Regions from separate parts of the Homo sapiens genome. Here region 2 is linked to region 1. The links are chromatin loops, found by intact Hi-C in ENCODE. Cell type or tissue: prostate gland. All regions are shown on one strand.

The links. A loop is a pair of places that touch in the nucleus more often than their neighbours do. Peaks named below come from ENCODE experiments on the same cell type or tissue, not always from the same donor. Only the 100,000 strongest peaks of a DNase experiment are listed, where the experiment ranks them.
Region 2: a loop joins it to region 1, with 3 times the contacts of the local background. A loop is called at or near these places in 4 of 110 quality-filtered maps.

Annotation. Positions count from the first base shown.
Region 1 is chr2:28,089,009-28,097,008 of GRCh38, reverse strand. All of the region lies in intron 6 of BABAM2 (BRISC and BRCA1 A complex member 2), which reads right to left. Among named protein-coding and RNA genes, the nearest start is that of MIR4263, 97 kb to the right of the region's middle. In prostate gland, no CTCF peak of the experiment used is centred here; no DNase peak of the experiment used is centred here.
Region 2 is chr2:28,147,333-28,155,332 of GRCh38, reverse strand. All of the region lies in intron 7 of BABAM2 (BRISC and BRCA1 A complex member 2), which reads right to left. It overlaps LOC100505736 (a long non-coding RNA gene), which reads left to right. Exons shown (of 3, transcript NR_120504.1): 2 at 4,064-4,157; 3 at 5,093-6,778. Among named protein-coding and RNA genes, the nearest start is that of MIR4263, 150 kb to the right of the region's middle. In prostate gland, no CTCF peak of the experiment used is centred here; DNase peaks (open chromatin) are centred at 4,602 and 6,512; H3K27ac peaks cover 2,760 bases.

The DNA of each region.
Region 1 (8,000 bases):
GCCTATCCCAACCCACAGAAAACAGAGTCTTGATTAAGCATGGAGATACATTTTCATATTGTTGGGAATCCTGTAAGTTGGTCTAATCTTTCCTGAATGCAACCTAAAATATGTAACAAGCTCTCCTTATCCTTTGGCCCAATAATTCTACTCTGGGGAATTAGTTCAAAGAAATAATCCAAAGGAAGAAAGAAATTAGTGCAAGATGTTCTCAGCAGCCCTATTAAAAAATAAAAGAGAAAATGAAGGAGTGAGGGAGGAAGGGAAGAAGGAAGGGAGTGGGGGAGGGTAAGAAGAGAGGAAAGGAAGAAGAATTTAAACAGCTAATAGTATGAGAATGGCTGACAAAACTATGACATGTTAACATAATGGAATGTTCTATACTACTGAAAAAATGGCAACTATGTAAACCACAGATATATGGAAATGGTTATGAAGAGCACTGGAGAGCTGGTTTAGTGACAATCGAAGTGAAAGGATTTGGTAATTATTTGCTTCAACCCCATGCTCACACCAAAGCCTAGGACATCTCATATTCTTTCTGTACCTTCCCTCAACCTCACTCCCGCTAAGATGAGAGAGCTGTCCTTTATTTTCTCCACCATAGCTTAATATGGTTTTTTTTTTTTTTGCTGATCAACAATACCTAAAATTGTTGTAACTTTCCTATTTCTAAATGAGGGTCTAAATGTATGACAATAGGTTTCCAAGCTTTGCACAACTCGTGCACAATTCACTTTTTAAAACAATGGCATTTTAGACAGATGTCAGCCATTCAAACTTTGCTTTGTCTGAAGACTTTCCTGTTAGGCCCCATCTATCCTGCTCACTCGGTTGTGAGGACTACTAGATTCAAACCAATCTAGCCCTGAACCAACAGGAGCCTGGCCAGACCTATTAAGAGTCCCTTTCCCATTGTGAACAATGTAGGGAAAGACAACGAGTACAGGGAGTAAGAGGACAGACTATGGTTTGAAGCTAATCCAGATTTGAATCCAAATTCAACTACTTAATGTTTGACTCTTAGAAATATTTAAGTTCCCTGGTCCTCAGATTTCTCATCTATAAAGAGAGGCCACTAATGTCTATTTTGGACTACAGAGAGTACTTGGTAGAAATTCAGATTGCTCACAAGCCTGATCACCTTCCATTGTTGGTTCTCTTCTTCACCTCCAAGCCTCTTAGGATGCAACACCCAGGATTATACTACTTAAAACCTCAGAGACAGCTGTCGGAATTATTACGTCCTTTGTTCTTGAAACAGCATTTCCATTAATGAAACCTTGTTTTACATGAGATTTTTGGACAGCTGAGTACCAAATCTTTTCATAAGAACCCTAAATACCCCAAATCTTTTTCACATGAACAGCTCTAAATAGATATCTCTCCATATCCTACATTTATTTGTCTGGCTGGTATGTTTTTGTTTGTTTGTTTTTTTACGTTGAGTGTAAAGGTGTGAGATGGAATATAATGAGTACTGGACTATGAATAGAAGGCTTCGCTTGTCTCCATTTATTCAACAAATATTTATCAAGCACCAACTCTGTACTAGCCCCTGTGCTAGGTATTAGACCTACAATGGTGAGCATGTAGACATGGGCCCTGCCCTCACTCAGAGAACTTATAGTGTAGAAGAAAGACAGGAAAGTAAGCCAACAGTTACAAAACCTATGATGAAGGCTCTGCCAGGGAAGGTATAGGCTAGTGTAGGGGCATGGAGGAAAGGCACCTGACCCAGACTTGGTCTAGAAATGCCTCCTGGATATATGTCCTGGCTTTGCCACTCCCAGTGGTTGACTTAACTACCAATGCCTCAGTTTCCTCACCTATAAAATGACGGGACTGCTATGGAGGAAATTTGCCATCAAAATTACAAATGCATTTCCGTTGACCTGGCAATCCTACCACTGGGAACTGGTCCTATAAATAATATCAGCATACAGAGGAAACAATGCATTTACAAGGTTATTCACTTGCAGCACTGTTTATGATAGCCAAAGACTGGCTATCATAAATCATTCCCCTACAAAGGGTGATTTAAGAAGCTATGATACAACACATAATAGACTAATAGGCATTGTGAAAAAAAAAAAAAAAAGAAGAGGGAGCTACGTAGTGGTATGAAAAGATTGCCAAGATGCATTGTTAAGTAAAAACACTGAGATGCAGAGTAGTGTATATAGTATGCCACCTTCTGTGGAAGGAAGAGAATAAATGAGAACATATACTCGCATTTGCATAAAGAAATCCTGGAAAGATACATAAGAAACTAATAAAAGTGACTGTCTATAGAGAACCGGAAAGGGAATGGAGTAGAAAGACATGGGATGGGAGTGAGATTTTTTTCAATGTATATCTTTTTAAACATTTTTGAGTCATATAAAAATATTATCTAACTATTTACATTAATTTTAGGGTGGGACTAGATAATTTGTAAAGCTCTTCCATTCTTAACATTCTATAATTATATAACAATCCACATTTAACTTGTAATAATACAAATATTCATCAGCTTCTTTGTCTATTTGAAAAATGCTTAGTTTATAATTTTTAAAAATAGGATACTTAGGTCAGAACCATATGAATATATTAAAAACACTTCTGTGGCAAACTCAATCATTGCCATCTATCTATATTTAATTTTTAAATCCCTTTAAATGTATTAAAATCCAATAAAGATGTATTGAGTACCTATTCTGGGCCAGACACAGCCACGAACAAGACCAAAAACATCTCTGAATAAAGCATTTATTGTAGTGACCATAAATCATCCTCATTACAGATGTTAATAATGAATTTAAACACAATCATCTCTCTCTACATATAGATATTTGTGTTATTTTAAATTTTTTATTAATTTTTAATAGAAAACTTTGTAGAAAATCTGATTTAAATGTTTTAAATTAAATTTGGGGAAGGGTCAGTCCATTGTTCTGATAATCCAACCTAGGCCTGCACTGAACAGGCTACAAAACACTCCTGGCTATTTCAATGTGTCCTTCAACCTGGCTCAGGACAGAGAACAATTTGGTTATCATTTCCTGCATCAGCCCCCCAGCCTGGCTTCCCATATACACTATTGTACTCCCAATCTGTCAGCAGCATTAATGTTTGATTCTTACGTTTGGTCCAAATATTTCACGATGAAGTCTGTACTTTTGTCTTAACTATTATAACAATTAATTTCTTATCTGTTTCCCTCACTAACTGTGAATAATGTGATGGCTCAGTCCCAATCTTATTCTAAGCCTGAGATGTACAAAGGAGATGTTCAATAATCATTTGCTTAATAGATTTTTAAAAATGAACAAGTGAACAAACAATGGAATAATTAATTCATAACAAAACTAAATTCAAGCTAAATTTAAAAAGTTGTAAAGGAACCAAGAAACCTACAAGGAAATTAACGTTCTATCTTTATTCCTATTACAGGTATACGTCGTAGCCGGCTCTCAGTCCCAAAAGCAGGGTATGGCCATGCAGGAAATAAAGGTTACAGAGTGCTGACATTATGCTGATGACATGCTGTCTTCACCCAAAAAAGGCAAGTGTCTCAGCTAAGATGGTAGTGACTGGTGTGGTACAGTAAAGAAAACTGAATTTGAAATAAAAAGACACAAGTTCAGATCCCACTTTCCTATTTACTAGCTATGACACTCTGAGCAAGAGTTTAACTTTTCTCAGCCTCCCCTGAGCCTTTCCTTCTCTTAAAATGCTAAAACAAAACAAAACAACCCAAAACAGAAAACAAAACAACCTAAAACCAAAACAGTACAAATCTGTCCTGCCTACCACATGGAATTGTTGGGATGAGCATAAAAAATACTCTTTGTGAAAGAGTTTTGTGATAGTAAAGTGGTATACAAATTTAAAGAACAGAAATGATTACTCTTCAAAGCTGGATCAAGATAACTAAAAATAATGATTAAAATTCAATGAGACTAATGTAATAGGGGAAAAGTACATTTTACCTAAAATGTAAGTTCCTAAAAAGCTACCTTTTAATAATTTGATGATAATCATAAAGAATGATCTGAAGATAACACCAGCAAAAGGGCAGTGATCCTATACAGACAGCACACTCAGTGCTATGTGCCCAGGGACTGTCGGATGCTGAGAAGATGAAGACAAAGAAAACATGATCCTATGATCTTGACCCTGTAAGAGCTCACAGTCCAGTAAGGATGGCAAGAATAAGTACAAATGATCAGGGCAGAGAGAGAGAGAGAGCGTGAGAGAGAGAGAGAGAGAGAGAGGCAGAGACGAAGGGAGAGAGGACTTGGATATATTAAGATTAATTGGTTAGGTACAAAATACTATCGAAGAATTAAAAATCATGCTACCCTATTCTTCAACCAGGCTTCTGTTTCAAAGCATCCTGGGGGGCTGTAAAGATTCCTGGGCCCATCCCATGGTATACCTCTGTCTTAAGACTTCTATAATCTCTCTCAGCAATATTTTACAAATTTCACTATAGAGCTCCTTTATATCTTTAAACAAATTTGTTCATATTTTATGCTTTTTGATGCTATTTTAAATGGTATTGTTTTTCTGTTGATATATAGATACTTTTCCAGTTTTTCTGTTAGTATACAGAAATACCATAAATTATTTTTACTACTACCCTTGTATCTTGTCCCTTGCTAAATTCACTCTTTGTCCTAGCAATCTTTTTGTATATTTCATTAGATCTTGTACATACACAATTACAGTGTCTGTAAACAAAGGCAGTTGTACTTCTTCCTTTCCAATCATTATGTCTTTTATTTATTTTTTCTCGTCTTATGGCATTGATTACAAAGTTGAATAGAAAAGTCATAAGAGTGTACATCCTTGCCTTTTTCCTGATTTACTTGGTCATAATGCATTATGATTACCTTTTTAAAAATAATATTCAGTTCTGTTTTCTAGTGTTTTTCTAAAGCTTTCTGTATCTATGTGCTCATTCACGAGGTATAATGGTTTGTAATTTTCTATTCTTGCAACATCCTAACATCCTAGATAGATTTTGGTACAAAGAGTTATTCTTACCTCATAACAACTATTGAGGTTCTATTGGACTACCTTGATAGACTGAAATTTATAGCTGATTTTAGCAACATGCAGACTAAAAATACCAAGCCCAGGGAATGGCTGTGACATTTTATGTGTAAGGTAATTCAAGAAATTATTATATATGCATATTACATGCAAAGTATTTATTGACAAAATATTATTTTCCCAAGTATGCATAAGGAAAAAACTAAGCCACATTTCACTTTAGTTTCATAGTTCCTAGTTCTAATCACTTACCCACATAGACAAGGAAGAAAGGATTGTGTTTATTTACCTTTTATATCTTTATAGTTCTCTAAGACTCAGAAAGAAAACTTCTCCAAGTTTATTATTATTTTCAGTTCAAGTATAATTCTCCTGTACTCTCTTGATATTCATTTCAGATGCAGCAAAGTCTAAAACTGGAAAGAGCTTTGGAGATCACCAACTTAACATCTTTGGTATTTTAAAGACGGATGAATAGGTCAAGGTGAGAAATGAGTTCTCCAGTGTCATCCAGCCCTTTGATATCACAGGCAGAGATGGAACTACTCCTTCCCAACCCTATAATAATAAAAATAGTCTACTCTCCTCATCCCACACCCTTTCCTGATATATCCTATGCAAATGCAACAGAAGATACTTTGCAACTGTGAGATGCTAATACCTATGTATCACCTATCCATCTGGTTAAAAGACTCTCTATTAAAGGAGTTTGTATTTTTTTCGCATCATTTAAAATCAAGGACAGTACTGATTGGCATAAGGCCCCATTTTTATTGTTTTAGGACTAGAAAACAAAAGGCTTAATGGATATTAAAGCTAACATGAAAACAAATTGACTTTCTTATCTTTATAGAAAATCTGAAATTAAAAACTTCAATTTATAAGGGTAGTATAAATGGAAAATATATTGTTAAGGCTCAGGTATTAGGAAAATAACAATCATTATGGTAGATGAAAAAAACACTGATATCCAATATTTCTATAGCACTTGGCAGTTAAGAAAATATTTTTTGTAGATCTCATTTGATCCTCCCAAAATGCAGGAAAATAGAAAAATAAATAATGTATCCTAATTTTCAGGGTGAGAAAACAGGTTCAGAAAGTTAATTTACTAAAGTTTACACTAACAGCAAATGGCAGATCTGGAACTTGAACCCTTGTCCTCTAAAGCAGAGAACAAAATAACGCTACTAACCCCTGGGCCCTTTGGTTGGCTGAACATAAAATTTACACACAAAATGTCCAGAGGTAAACCAGAAGACATCTCTATCTTAAAGAATAGAGATCTTAAAGAAGTATAATAATCCCCGGGGAATGACCCTAAGCTAGAAGCATACCTATGTATTTCAACTTCAAAATTAAAGATTCCGATAGGTGCTATCTACAGGAAAGAAAATACGGACATGAAAACAACAGCTAGAAACTGCTGGGTGCAGTGGCTCACACCTGTAATCCCAGCACTTTGGGAGGCCAAGGTGGGCAGATCACGAGGTCAGGAGTTGGAGACTATCCTGGCCAACACGGTGAAACCCATCTCTACTAAAAATACAAAACTTAGCCGGGTGTGGTGGCGCACACCTGTACTCCCAGCTACTCAGGAGGCTGAGGCAGGAGAATCACCTGAACCCAGGAGGGGGAGGTTGCGGTGAGCCAAGATCACGCCACTGCACTCCAGCCTGGCGACGGAGCGAGACTCCATCTCAAAAAAAGAGAGAGAGATAATTTACCTTTCTCAAGGATTTACAAGGAACTACATGCTTTGTGGCAAATACAAGCACTCTGTCATTTGGCTATGTCATGATTACTACCTTTTACTCATGTACTAGGAGTTAAGAAGTTAAAAGCATAATACCTGTTAACAAAGACAGGTAAAAATTATTCTAAGATTAATCTGAACACGGAAATGGAAAAATTCTGACTAATGTATTATATCTGTGCTCTGCTAACTTGTCTGAGGACACAGAAGACTGTCAGAATAATCTAAATAATAGTAATATAAATAATATAAATAATAAATCCCTAAATCTTTCTATAAAATAATGCTAACTCATAAAACACACACAAAGAAAAAAAATACCACAGAGTTTAACAATGATAACTGGTAGGTAATTTCAAAACAAACATTAATCGCATTGAAGGTAATTTGTGGACACTAAATTTTTTAACAGCATATTTAACTTTACTGCACTGAATACAAAATCAGAACCATTCTGCCATTATGTAACTAGTGGAATATTAAGTCTTCTTACTCATAAGATTTGAAATCAGAGGACCTTTATTGAAGTAGCTGAGCTAACAACACTGGTTTATGAGCCTGGGCAAGTTACTTAAAGTGCACAAAGTGTTTCCTCATCTGTAAGATGTAGATAATAAAAATATCCATTTTTTTCTTGTCAGGTTATCATAACTTCAAAAGTAATAATGCATTTCATTATCTATTACAATGCCTAGAAATCTATCACTTAGGTTCTGGCCCAAAATCTGACTGTGAAGAAAAGAAAGAAAATCAGGTGCTAAAGTTGTATTTTAAAATCACTTAGCAAACTGCCCTCAAGACCTCCAGCATTTAGACTAGTGCTAGCAGAGAAAGAGGTGGCCAAGACATAGTTGTTAAATGGAAAAATGAAGCTAGTCTACAGTGATTTTCACTTTTGAATTGCAATATTTGTTATTCTTCCATAGGTTTGGCTTTCCGCGCTTTATTTCTCTAGGTACCATGTCTGTGGATGTTGGTTTGATCACAGCCATCCCAGCCTTATGTAAACAATGGGTAGTCAATATATTCATGTCAAAGGAATGAAGGAGAGCTCTTTCCTCACTGAATCACAGACACTTGGGGCCAGGAGAGTTCGTAAAAATTAAGTATTATGAAATGACGTTTTGACCACTTGTCTTTGTCCCTTTTCAATAAAAAGGAAAAAAAAAACCCTAAATGCACTACTTTTACAATATCTTTT
Region 2 (8,000 bases), 58 kb before region 1:
ATTTGTAAGGCAAAAGCCACCATAAATCATCCATTTGAGTTGTGCTAGTTAAACATATACTTGCAGCTGAGCAAACGGAGGGTAAAGATTGTGATAATAAAGAACTATCTACTTCTACAGCTGTTGAGGTAGTTTTTAAAAAGAACTCAAATATTCCAGAAGTCTCCAAGTACTTTTTTCTTTATCTTTTAATTTAGCCTGCCTTTTCTGAGGTGCCGACCTTCAAGATTTTTTAAAACTTCAATTTTATTTTTCTGTAATGTTAAGTTACTTAGGTTGCAAAGGTATTAGTTTACAGAAGCAAAAGAGAGAGAAGAGAGATACAGGAAGAATACAGATAAAGCAAATGGAATAAAATTTAAAAGGTAGGAATAGCACGGAGATACAAAACAGGGTCTGTGAAAGACTGATTCTCAACTATAAAGTGTATTCATATACTTGTTTACTTAAGAAAAGACAAAAAGAACACAAATATACAAACTCTGTTAATAGTTACACTGTTGACATATCTCCCATAGCCACATTTTCTGAGCCATTTTGAAGAAATCTTTTATTTAACCTTTTCTATTCTCAAGTATCTTGTCCTGTGAAACAAAAGGACCTGATTATATGATTTTTAACGACTCTTCTAGCTAGAAGTTTGCTGTTGTTGCTGCTGTTTTGAACATTCTCTGAGTCTATGAATGATTTAAAAAAATACATAAAGAAGGGCAAGGAAAGGAAAGGCAAATGAAGGCACCAGAAGGAATATAAGATTTCATACACAGAAATGTAAGAAAAATAATGCTTTCCAGCCTAACACCTCTACTTATTAAAGGCATTAATTAAAGTAACCAAATGTGGCTGTTTTCACTCAGGATATACCCTGCAATGCCAAAATAGCAACCACCTTACCACCACCACTCCCCTGTTCCCCTAAAATCAGAAATGTTTCCTTTGAAATATTCGTGTTTCTCCAAGTTGAATGTGTCATTATCCAAAAGAAGTCTCTAAGCTAAACTTCCATATTCAGCTTCAGGTTTTGAATTCATAAAATGAGGAACTTAAAACTGACCTCTCTTGCCAAGGTGTTGCCTATTTTGTTTAATATGGCACTTTAAGGCCTTCAGTTTTAAGACACTTGAGAAGTACAAAGTATCATTATGTTAATTACTATTATTATAAGGCTCCAGAGCTTAGGTGAGCTATATGCTAATGTCTAATGTACTCAGTAGTGATCTACGACCCAGGAAGGTGATTTCCAAGCATCACATGTCAGTCTATTGTCCTTGTGTAACTCCAAAGAGCCACACACAATAGGCAGAAGCAGGCACAGTGACTTGGGCTTTGATAATATTGCTGGAGTCCAACTTTCTGTGCAACTCTGCTGAATACTAAGAAAAATATGACCCTACTCTTTCCCCTAAGGGTATTCTTTACAGAATTCAAATCAAGATAGACCACAGAAAAACCAAAAACTCAATCGTGCATGTCCCGGAGAAAATTAGGTAGTAACTCCTAAATAAATCAGTACTTAACCAACTTCAAGACAGATATTCCTAAAGTTTAGTGTGTGTTCAACTACCTATGAAGCTGGTGAAAATGCAGATTTCTGAGCCCCTAAAATTCTGATTTGGTAGGTCTGGCATGGGTTCAAGGAGTCTACACTGTTAACAAGTTCCCAAGGCTGATGCAGGTGGTCCACTGACAACATTCTTGAGAAGCACTGCTTTGGGGTTCCAGGAAGCCTGCTAATAAAATAGCAAAATTCTGATTCAACACATTCAACAAAAATTTAGAGGTCTCAAAGACAGCAATACCAAGTGTAATGTATTAATTTTTACCACAGTTTCTATAAAGCAGCAACTTAAGAGGCTAAGATTTGGACTACTAGTTCCAAAGTTTTGACCAAAGACAAGTTGAATTGAGAAAATGTTTCAAAAATGCAATGTCAAGAAATCTATATGTATATGAACAAAGTAAGGCAGAAGAAAAGACTTTAGATAGCAAAAGTGGTTGTTATACATTTTGTATTTTCAAATACACCAACTAGCAGCTTAGAAAACAGATGTGGCAAACAGTGGACCAATTTAAGGCCTATTAAGTAAAATACATAAGCAAAAATAAGCCATTTATGAATAAGCTTCTGTAAGGAGGAACATCCAAGGAACAGGATCTGAAATCCTAATACGTCTTTGCATTCTTAAATGCTAAAGTCATGGGGGAGAAAAAAAACAACTCCAAGTGAAATGCTATGAGGTGTTAATGTATCAAAGTGTTACTCACTAAGAATAACACATAAAACTGCTCAAGTGATTACCACAGGGTTTTATTACAAAGACAAATAGGGATACAAGAGATATAGCTAAATGAAGAGGATGGCTTTGCAGAACAACAGAAGAACTATCTACCCAACCCCAGCCCCCAACTAAATTAAAGACTGAACCACTGGCAAGAAAAAGCATATAAACTTCCTATAAAACTCCTGGTATAATCACCAGCGAAATGAACTGGATCTGTACTTAGGGCTCAATGCCTAGTAGCCGATGACCATCCTTTAAGACTCAGCTCAAATCACACCTCTTCTGTGAAGTCTTCCCTTCCTTAACTCAGCAGGAGAAATTTCCCAGTGACTACAACATTGGCTTTGGTATTCAGGTATTGTACTATTTTTATAACCAAAATACCAGTATTTCTGTTGGTGGAGTAGCATGATTTCAGAATGGGTGAGCAGTGTCATTCATCCTGAGCTCTCTCCAGTTCATCCCCTGTGCCCATTCCTGTCTCCCCAGCCACTTACCCAAGACACCTTCACAGTAAAACCGAGGAAGACTCCCAGCTCCTCCTTCCCGTTATCAGCTCCTGCAATTTCCCCTCCCTGCGCCAAACCCAAAAAAGGCGGAGGTTAGACTTGGAGGAGGAGAAAGATCCCTTGAAGTTGAGGGAACTCTTCCCTGGGAAAGGGTTGACCTAGAGAGAAATCAAAGCTGGTACTGAGGCCACCAGCAAGAGCTGAGAAGCTGCCAGAGGATAGCAGTGGCCCTGAAAACTCCACAGCCCTGTTGATCTGGTGTGGAAATTCTGGGAGGCCCAGGGCAGAGGGGCTGTGGTCAAAGCTCTTAGAGGCACATGGCTCTTCATTCTCAATTGTTTAAGGCAAGTTTGAAATCTTGAAGAAATGGATTGCTAAATTTCAGATGTGGCTCTTTGGGGGATAGAAAAGGGGTGCTATAGACAGAATGTTATAGCTTAAAGGCCTCAGGAAAGCATCTCCACCTGAGTTTATTCTTACATATTCTAACATGGTAGATTTAAATCATCCTTTGAAATAAAAACAGCCCCCTGCAGAACTAGGCTTATCACTTATTCACAGTGCCATGTAAATAATCCAGTTGTCACCCCATGCAAACCTGCCCACTCTCTGGTGAGGTGTCAGTGCCCACGAACAGTGGGGGAAAATCTGTGTGTGAAGACTACCAAAAGGGGTTGGATATCTCAAGAAAGACCTGGAAACTCTTCTCTCCAAGAAAAGATTTGAATTGAATTTTCTATTTAGGGAAATCCAGAGGTAGATAGGTAGCAAATGCTAAAAGTTTTAATTTTAAGAAAGGGACCAAATGTTATCAAAGCATTTCCAACTATCTTGCTCTAATTTATTGTTATTCTCATGCTTGTATTAGTAATTAGTTTTAACTCACTATTGAAGAATTACTGTAGAAAAACTTCACTGTAGAGAGGGAAGGGATGCTTTTTTCTTTTCTTTTCTTTTCTTTTTTTTGAGATGGAGTTTTGCTCTTGTCGCCAAGGCTGGAGTGCAATGGCGCGATCTCGGCTCACTGCAACTTCTGCCTCCTGGTGGGTTTCAAGCGATTCTTCTGCCTCAGTCTTCTGGACAGCTGGGATTACAGGTGCTTGCCACCACACCTGGCTAATTTTTTGTATTTTTAGTAGAGATGGGGTTGCATGTTGGTCAGGCTGCTCTCGAACTCCTGACCTCGGGTGATCCACCTGCCTTGGCCTCCCAAAGTGCTGGGATTACAAGCATAAGCCACCACATCCAGCCTCCTTTGTTCTTTTTTCCTAGGTATTCAATGCCTCAAGAGGAGCTGGTCTGGCTGGAGCATGTAGGCATAAAACAGGTACCAAAAATCATCTTGAGTCAGCAAAAAGAGCTGCAGGTATAGTATCTGAGAAATTAAAAACCTCATATATGTTTACTTTAGAACCTACAGAGTAAAGTCAAAAATCCTAAGTATCTTTTAAGAGCCTCAGTGCACTTCATCCATCATTAACTACTATCGATAACCATCTTACCCACAAATCTGATTAGAACGCTGCCTTCTGGCCTCTTAATTTCCTTAAAGAGTCAGAGCTGTGGGAGCTATTAACTTTAGGTTCCCTATCAAACTATCATTGGCAAGGACATTGAGTAGCGAGAAGCTTTTCATCATTCTCACATTGTTTTTTTTAAAAAATACATTTCTTTAAAGATAAAGAATGAAACTGCAGTTGCTGGGAGGACCATCCAGTTCACTTCTCATGTTTTACAAGTGGAGGAATCCAGAGAAGTGAAGTGACTTACCAGCCTCGGGTCACCTGGCTAGAGTGAGAGGTAGAAACCAGCGCCAGAACACAGAAGTCCTGACTTCACTGGCTGGCGCTCTTCCCTAGTCTCACGGTCTTTCCAAGAGAGAAGCACAGCTCTTTCCAAGCAGCTTTCTAACTGCTCAGGAGAGGGTGATGTCTACGAACTGGTCCTCCTTCAAGAGCCACTAAAATACTTACAGATTGCCCCATTTAGTTTACCTTAGTTCCACTTAGTTACAAGTTCAAACTTCTATCAGAACATGTGTCAACAGTTCCATGATCTTTAGAGGAAAGACAAGGGAGTGAGTTCTCTCTTTTCTGGCTGTTGTCAGGAAAAGGAGATGGCAGTACTCCAGCTTTTTCCCCCTCCCCTCTGTATTGCCATGTATCCAAGGCATTCTTTTCTTTATTACTGTAAGATACCCTGCAAAGGGCAAGAGGAAGCCATGTGGGACAGCAGATAGAACATGAGACTTGGAATCAGAGAAGGCTAGATTGTAATATTCCCTCTACTTTTCACTTGCAGGGTAGCTTGTCTGAACTACAGACAGACTTAGCTTGTCTGAACTAGAGTGTCTTCACTTGTAAAATGTAAAACATCGCCTACTCCACAAGGTTTTTGCAAGGATGAAATGAGATTCTATATGCAAAGCACCTAGTACAGTGTCTGGTTTGCATGAGCTCCTCATAGAAATTAGTTTCCTTCTCTCTTCTGCTGTTATGGTTAAGATTCGAGACAAGTAATTTAACCAGTTAGTCTCCCCTATATAATGGAAGATAATATATACTTCTGATGAAAAGATACTATGTAAAACAAAATATGATTTTAACCATCAAGATGAATACCTGGAGGCATTAATTCAATGTATAAAATATGCAAAGGTACCAATTCACTAATAAATACACTATGGCAGGAGCTTGTCCCAAGATGCCAATTTGCTGAAGCGAGAGGTACATGCTAGGGCCAAAGTGCCAGGGACACTGACTAAAGCAGCCAGAGAAGGAAGGCTACTACCCTACTAGAGATGTTCAGCACTGAGTAAAATCCCAAGACAGCTAACAACCACCCATCAAGAAATAAGCAGAGCTAAAGGAAGTGGCAACTGTACAGGCGTGTGGAGTGATACGGTGGAAAGAGCGCAGGAAAACCGGGCCCTGGAAACCCTGTGTTCTACCTCCAGATCTGCTGCCAGTGGATGTGAAAGTTTGGCAAGTCCTTTAAAATGCCTGAGTATTCATTTTAACTCTGGAAAACAGAGATGACAATGCCGGCCCTATCTAGCTTGCAAAGAGAATGTGCCTTGTAAAGTAGAAAGCACAATATAAATGTAAAGTTAAACTACTGTGATTGTGCAAATATACAAAGATAGGAAACAAAGGACTAAACTAAGGAAGCCCCAAAGGGTGACAACAAGACGGGGGAATGAAGGCCATCACTCTGATTAGGACACCAGGTGAAGGTTCCAAGGAAGTAACACCAAGGAGCTGAGTCTTCGTACCCAGTACTCAGTGTGTAGACTACCATCCATTATACCAAGGGAACAGGGCAGCACTGGTTATAAACAGGCACAAGAAACATTTAAGTTATACTCGGCTTAATTTTTTTAAAATACAATAAAAACACTACAGTAATAATGCTGTTACCATTTCCATTCCTTGTCTTTGGAATAGTACAATGGGCTTAGCATTCTCTCTTTACTGTGATGAGTGACATATTCTATAACAGGAAAATGCATTGCTATTAATAAGGAACCTAGATCATGGGGCCATAAGCTTTTGTGGACAAGCCCCACACCCAGTTTGAGCTGGTCGGCTTTTCCTGCGTGATACTGGGTCCACACAGACTACTTGGAGAGATGATCATTTATTGCAAGGATATTTGAGAACACGAGGAACAAAGGCAAGCACTTTGTGTGCACTGTGCTCACTCTGGCTCCAGCTCTCCTGGCTCTGGGATGTGGACTGGGTTTCATAAGCAAGGAGGAAAAGTTGCTTAGTGCTGTTCCAGGTAACGATCCAGAAGTGAGTGACAGTACAGCTCTTGTTTGCCCTGCATGTCTGTTACAGAGAGATCTGACTTGACTTTTGGGCCCTCCTGGTATATGGACTTGTACTGGGTGAACTGAGCAGGTCCAATCTGCTGCAGCTAGATCACTGCTAGCTCCTGGCCCATCCTCCAACAAGGCGAGCTGCCCAACTGACAGCTACAAAAAAAGAAAGAAAAAGGATTGGGTTCTGTCCCCCAAAATGTGGTTCTGCATGTAGCAGGCACTATGGCTTGATGGACTCCTTCAGTACATCCAGTTTCCTTGGTAACCCAACTATGTACTAAATGGTTTCCATGGCAAAACACGTTCCAGAGTCCAAATAACCAACCTACACATACAATTTGGAATGCAACTTATTAGTGGGGGGCTGCCTGCACTTGAAAAAATGCATAAGCTTAATAAACAGTCCTGGTTACCTTATTGTGGCACCAAAGCACATGCCTCTGAGGAGCCCATTCAAAGGGCATCACATCAGGGAAGGGGCCAGGGAGTGGGAGAGCCAAACCTAAAGTGTGCCAGACTGAGCAATGCGATACTGTTTCTGCGGTACACAGTATTCCAAGAGATGAGATCTTGATCTGAAAGTAATGGACCTGACAACCACAGAATAAGAGTAAAGTATTTCTGGCATTCCTAGAAATCTCTTCTAAGAACTGAAATAAGATTCTCAACCTTGAACAAGGTGTTCAGTCTACAATTTGGAACTCAAAGGAAAAGAAGGTATTACCTTCCTTTTCAGTTGGAGTGATAATATCCCATTAGGGGGTGTATGAAATGTAGGGAGGTATATTAAGTGGTCTCAATCACTAAGGGGTCATTCATCCAGCAGGCAAGGACCATGGATGCCAGATGTCCAAGAATGCACTGGACCATATCACAAAACAAAATGAGTACAACATCCACGTTGAGACATGTGTCCTATTACTAAAATAATTTCCTAAAGGGAGGCCGGGCGCAGTGGCTCACGCCTGTTATCCCAGCACTTTGGGAGGCCGAGACGGGTGGATCACGAGGTCAGGAGATCGAGACCATCCTGGCTAACACAGTGAAACCCCGTCTCTATTAAAAATACAAAAAATTAGCCGGGCGTGGTGGCGGGCGCCTGTAGTCCCAGCTACTCGGGAGGCTGAGGCAGGAGAATGGCATGAACCTGGGAGGCAGAGCTTGCAGTGAGCCAAGATCGTGCCACTGCATTCCAGCCTGGGGGACAGAGTGAGACTCCGTCTCCAAAAAAAAAAAAAGATTTTCCTAAAGGGAAAAATTATAACTTTTTAATGTATTTCTTGCTACTTGTCCTTTCTTCTTTAAAACAAAAAATTAAGGGGAGGAAAAAAAATCTAAATAATGTTTTTAAAAGTTCTTAATCTGTTTAATGAGAGTTCTATC